Linked DNA regions of Mus musculus: region 1 is linked to region 2. Evidence: chromatin loops called from intact Hi-C (ENCODE). Cell type or tissue: left cerebral cortex. All regions are shown on one strand. Each heading gives the region's core, and the rest is flanking DNA. Links, peaks and the distances in the headings are about the cores only. Region 1 has its middle 2.3 kb from the start of Gm25345. Region 2 has its middle 62 kb from the start of Ctsc.

Evidence for each region. Hi-C counts contacts between places; a loop is a spot of excess contacts. Peaks named below come from ENCODE experiments on the same cell type or tissue, not always from the same donor. Only the 100,000 strongest peaks of a DNase experiment are listed, where the experiment ranks them.
Region 1: it touches region 2 in a loop (3.0-fold over the local background); 10 of 42 quality-filtered maps call a loop at or near these places.

What each region holds. Positions count from the first base shown.
Region 1 is chr7:88,344,757-88,347,687 of GRCm38, forward strand. No RefSeq gene overlaps it. Among named protein-coding and RNA genes, the nearest start is that of Gm25345, 2.3 kb to the left of the region's middle. In left cerebral cortex, for the core only: no CTCF peak of the experiment used is centred there; DNase peaks (open chromatin) are centred at 1,431 and 1,888.
Region 2 is chr7:88,214,355-88,217,285 of GRCm38, forward strand. No RefSeq gene overlaps it. Among named protein-coding and RNA genes, the nearest start is that of Ctsc, 62 kb to the right of the region's middle. In left cerebral cortex, for the core only: a CTCF peak has its summit at 1,249 (motif pointing right); a DNase peak (open chromatin) is centred at 440.

The DNA of each region.
Region 1 (2,931 bases), core at 202-2,701, 130 kb after region 2:
CAGGTGGGTGGGAGAACTGGTCCTCTGGCAAGCTGTCCTTGCCCCTTACCTGCTGTAACACTTAGGAAAACAGGCCCTGCACCATGACTGGACAGCACAGTAGAGATAGATCTGTCTGGATATGGGGGTTGCAGGTGAGCCAGGCCTGAAGGCAGGAGTGTGGGAGAGCCTGACCTGCCTTTTGTCTGCTGGGTAGTGGCTCAGATGAGGGCGAGATGCCCTTCTCCCCTCCTTCATCCATCACCACTTACAGCAGGCTAGAAAAGCTAGAAAAGCAGCTAGAAAAGCAGGTTCATGAGAGTGGGAGAATTGACCATGTCCATCACCAACTGCAACACTGAGGAGAGCAGGCCCTGCACCTTTCCTAAGCAGCAGGGTAGAGATAGTTCTGGTTGCCAGGATTGTAGGTTAGCAGGTCCTGAAGGCACAAAAGTGGTAGCACCAGCGGGCTCACAAGCTTAGATACCTCTAAGGTCCACATTCAGGAGTTTGACTTGCCCCACTCTAACATCTATTTCATTGATAAATGCTGGAATGCATGAAGGGCCTCATCCTACAAATCCAAATCTATAGGATCACCATAACACAGAACAACAACAGGATATCCGAGAGGAGTCCAAGTGAAGTTTCAGTATTGATGGAATAGCTGAAGTCAGAGGTCATCTACCAGACTAATGAGTCATTGCAATGAACTTTTGCAAGCAAAGTGTGAACAAAAGGATATACTGTGGACACACTGTGATGCACTACAGCTTCCACAACAAGATAATTTTTTTCTGTTTGGGGGAGAGGTTGCAAGGGTGGAAGGGTATGTACAAGGGGAGAGGGGGATGAGTACAATCGGGATGCATGATAGAAGATTAACAAAGAACCAAATGAAAAGTTAAAAAGAGAAAAAAAAAATAACCAAGGCTGACTCTAACTCCAATGGTGTGATTGAGCTTTCTCCTTCTAGAACAAGAAAGCAAAAGTCAGTTTTGTTTTTAGTTTTGGGTTAAAGTGAACTCGTACCTGATGAATTCTGTGGTAAAGAGTAAGAGGAACATAGGATTGACTGGTAATTGTGGCTTTGAGAAATGGTGTAAGGGACTGAGGCTGATCCACCTCTGTTGGCTAGAAGTCCTTGCCTAAGCACTAAACAAGAAGTCTCAACCCTAGTTTCTAGCACCACAAACTTTCGGTGCATCATATGCTCAAGGAGAACATGGATAACCAGCAAAGATGCACAGTGTTCCTTTCCTTGCTTGAGTTTTGATGCCTGGAAAGTACCACTTCATAACTTTTCCCACCATTCCCCTGTCCTGCCAGAATTCTTGCATCATGCAGGAAATCAGAAAGGAAACTATACCAAATGTCTTCCAAGTAGCTTGATGTTGGATTTCTCACCAATATGGGTGGGCGAGGTGTCTTTAGAAATCTCAAACAAAACTGAGAATTTGTAACAAATGTGATGCTGCTGGCACTTGAATTATTGAGAAATTTGGACTTATGATTCATCCAGCACCCTTGCTCCAGTTAAACTGGGGTTGTTGGCAGACTCCTACATTTGATTTCTGTTAGAACAGAGTGTGCTTGCAAAGGCAAGGATGTAGTATGTTCTGAATTATCACTGGTCTGATAAAATGAGTTACTGCATTTTTTTCCAGGCACATAAGAACATAAGGGATTGGGGATCAGTGATTGCCACTCAGACTTGCCCTCATTCCCTTCTAATGTGCGGGAGCCAAATTTGAATCACAAAGATGAGTGTTTCATCACTTTTACCACTCTGATGGAATGAAACTTATTAGAATTATGTCCAGTTCTTATCAATATTTTGAGAGTGTGGAATGTTTTATTTATCACCAGACAACATCGGTTGGCTCATTCATCATGCTACTCTGTGACACTCCATTTCTCAGTACATATTTCTCATCTACAAGTATATTCTAGGATACCAGACACCAGAATGCCAGCAATGCCATGAGTCAATGTATCAAGAAGTAGCTTTCAACTAAAGAGATGTAGCAATTAGATGATTAACATATACCTTCCTTTCTGTGGTGACAGAGAGATGAATAACTTGGTGGCATTGACTACATTGTCTTTGAGTTTCCCATTCATATTGAGATCTACTTGCCCTTAATCTTAACTAATTTGCTTGATATTTTATATGTTGCTGATTTTCTTCTATTTCTTGTTTCCTGACACCATTTTCTCATCTGTGTTTTCTGTGAAAAACTCCCAAACATGTGATTTGCACACATATCATACCTCAAATATTTCTTCAGGAAGACCTCAACTGAATGTGTCTCTTTAAGGCTGGACAGGGATGCAACAAATACTTATTGGGTTTTGAGGATGTAAAATTAAAAATGATCCATTGTAGCAACAAAACAACGTCAAATTATCACAAAAAAAGCAAGATGATAATTAATCTCCTTGGTCCTCCTTAACTAATGGGCTTTCACAGCTTTGGTGATTTGATTCCCCATAACTGGGTGCTTTGCTAATCTCTCCAGGCAAAACAAGAGCAGCACCAACTTTTAGGCAGTGTAATATAGGTTAAGTACACAGAACTGAGATAGAAAACGGAAATATCAGTTTATGAATTTGTCATAAGAAATAATGACCACAAAGACCGAAATACTCAGTTTTCATGTGACACCTGCATATGTTGCTAGAGGGTAACCTAACATGATTCCAAATAACAATAAGATGTGTGAATACCATGCACTCCAAACAAGAGAATAAGCATCTGGAGTCTAAGGGCACTGGTAGCTGCCTGATCCCTAATCTGACTGTGCTAAAACTCCTTCACACAAAATTCTTCTCCAATCATTCCACATTGACGTTCCTCCTTGAACAATACTTGTAAATTGTTGGCTAGATTTGAATACCCACTGGAAAATGTAATCATGAGAAATGCCTCTGACATTCTCAACCCCTGTT
Region 2 (2,931 bases), core at 159-2,658:
TCCCAGACACTTTGTTTCCTAGGGTTATTCAGCTAGAACGTCTCTTGTTGCTTTTTGCATGTGAATTTATATTTTAAAACAACATTTGAAACAGTGGTTGACTTTGGTGTGATTAGGAACTTCATTGGGAGGGTTAAAGACGTTAAGCAAATGTGCAAATGAAGACTTGCTTAGTGTCTGTGTCCTCAAATCACATAGTCACACAGCAGGCTTCATACATGGAGAATCATACATGTCTGTCTCTGTAGGTTACACTTAAGACACCAGAAATCATTTAATGCAGAGGTGGTCTTTCATGAGAAGAAGCCAAGAAATGTAAACCGGAGAAACTTTCCCAGGAACACACATGGGCACAAAGAGGAGGATCAAATGCATTTAATTCAGCTGCAGTGTTATAGGAGAGAAACAACCCACAGTCACTCCCACTCGCACCAGTGGAGAGATGATCACAGAGCTCCAGGCTCTTTCTGTCTCATTTACTGCCAGTTTTCTAAATTAAAACAGATGTTTCCACTCCGTTGTCTTCTTTCTCTTTTCTGCTTGGCTAGGTTCCCTTCCTTTTGTCTTGTAGTTGGTGTGTGGTAACATTTGGATATAAGACTCACCTATGAGCTATAAGATCTGGATAGAGGCAACTATGTATAAAACAGCTGGAAAATGTTCTCTCCAGACATTAAATGTTTCTGAGATTTATTGGTATGATTCAGCTAAAGAAGGACAAGAGAACAGAGGAGCTACTTTCCAGAAAGTTCCCATCCTGTCTTACTTTCCCATGATTATTTGGCACACCAGTAAGCACTTCAGCTGAATTTCCCTGTTGCTACTTGTTCTGTCTCCCTTTTCTCCCCCATTGTGTTGCAATTGCTTACCTAAGATCCATCACCCACTTAGGCAAACACTAATGGGAATTTCCATGAAGTATATTTCTACAAAAAAAAAAAATCTGAGGTTGATCACTGAATTTGAAGTAGTTATATGTTAACTAATGCATGTAAAATATAATTAAACCCTTTTGATATCATCACCTTTAAATTCCAGCTTTGTTGAACTAGACTACATGTAAAGCATGCCTGACTTCTGAAAGTTATAGATACTCACTAGTGTGTGCAGCATAGATTTCATATTTACAGATTCATCAAACTGCAGATCATCAGTATCAATGCTGATGACAACAGATATTTTTCCTTTTCTTATTTTTTAAGATTTATTTATTTATGTATATGAGTGCTCTATCTGCATGTTCACTTGCATGCCAGAAGAGGGCATCAGAACTCATATATGTTTGTAAGCCACTTTATGGTAGCTGGGAATTGTACTCTGGAACTTCTGGACAACTGAGTGAGCAATGGGTGCATGTAACCATTGAGCCATCTCTCCAGCCCCCACCCAGCCTTTTCTTATTTCTTAAATAATTTATTATGATAATTGTTTACATAGCAATTGATTTGAGTTACGTAGGAATATGGACATATGTTACTTGCTAATCCTACTCAATTTTCTGTAAGGAAATTGAGCATCTACAGGTTTTTAGCATAATCAGCAATCTAATCTCAATTATATATCTAAGGAGTTAAGTCTGATAGGTAGCCAAAAAAGTAGAAATCATTTGGAAATGGGAAGGTGTCTGCCATTTCTCAATAAATTCCTGGGCTTTAGGCAGAGTGCTGACTTATCACTCAAAAACTTTCCAACAAATTCAATTCATTATGTTCATTATGAGGTGAAGTAATATATATATATTAATATATATATATATAAAACAAAACTTATGGTTTCACAATTTTGTAGAAGGGAAGGAAAATAATTTAAATACTGGTAACTCCATGAAATAGACAAACTACCAAATCCTAGAAAGGAGAAAGAAGTGATCTGATGTTTCATGAGGCTGGTACTGTGTTACCAGATGTTTGTATAGTTGTACATATTCCCATGCATGTGATTGTGCATTAAATATGTTTCTATTTAGTAAAAACTGTGTCTGAATCTTCTTAGACTAATTCCATAGATGTAACCCTAAGTCTTAATTATCATTTTCAAACACTACCCAAGAATCATTATCTGGCCAGATTAAATAAGTGTTCAGGCAAGGATGAACATAGACACATGAGCACACACACATATATTTATTCATATGAAAGCTTTGTCAGAAATTGCACCAGGCATGGATCAAAAGGTCACAGTGCAGGAGAAACTGCTTAGGCACTGCAGCTTTGAAACTAGGCCTCAGTGTTGCTGCCTATGTTATGCTTTGAGGGGCAAGCTTCAAGGACTGATGAAGAAAGAATATGAAGAAATTTTAATAAAATGTGACTTTTCTGCTTAGCCACTAGCTATCACTACTGGTTATTATCTTGTGTCGTCCACCTCGCCTGGAGGACCTAAGTATGGCCACATTTCCTAACCCTTCTATCTTTACTTCTTCTCTCTGAATTCCAACACATCACATGAATAACAAAGATGTAGCTAGTGGCAGAGCACTTGAATGCTATTCAGAGTCTTGGACTTAATCCCTAGCTTTAGGAAAAATTAATCAAACAAACAAAAACCAAAAATGAACAAACAAGCATAAAACAGATTAGTACAAACCTCTCACCAAGCAATCCTCCAGAACTCAAATAACTACTATATGGTTAATAAAATCTGTAGGACAAATTGAACTGACCACACCAATTAAAATAAGCATCAACTATTGTTGTCTTGAAATTTTATTATATCAGATGTAGAAAGGGAAAGAATCCCTATTAAGTAGCCCAAGTCATCATTGACATCCTCATAAAACAGGAATAAAAATAATAAAGAAGCGTGCCAGTTTGGACTCGTGTGTTTCTTTTGGTGTTCGAGATTTAACCTGGGGTTTCATTTTTGAACAGTGGATTCAGTATGAGACTAAATACATGACTCAAAGCAAGAATTAGTTGAATCTACTAGATC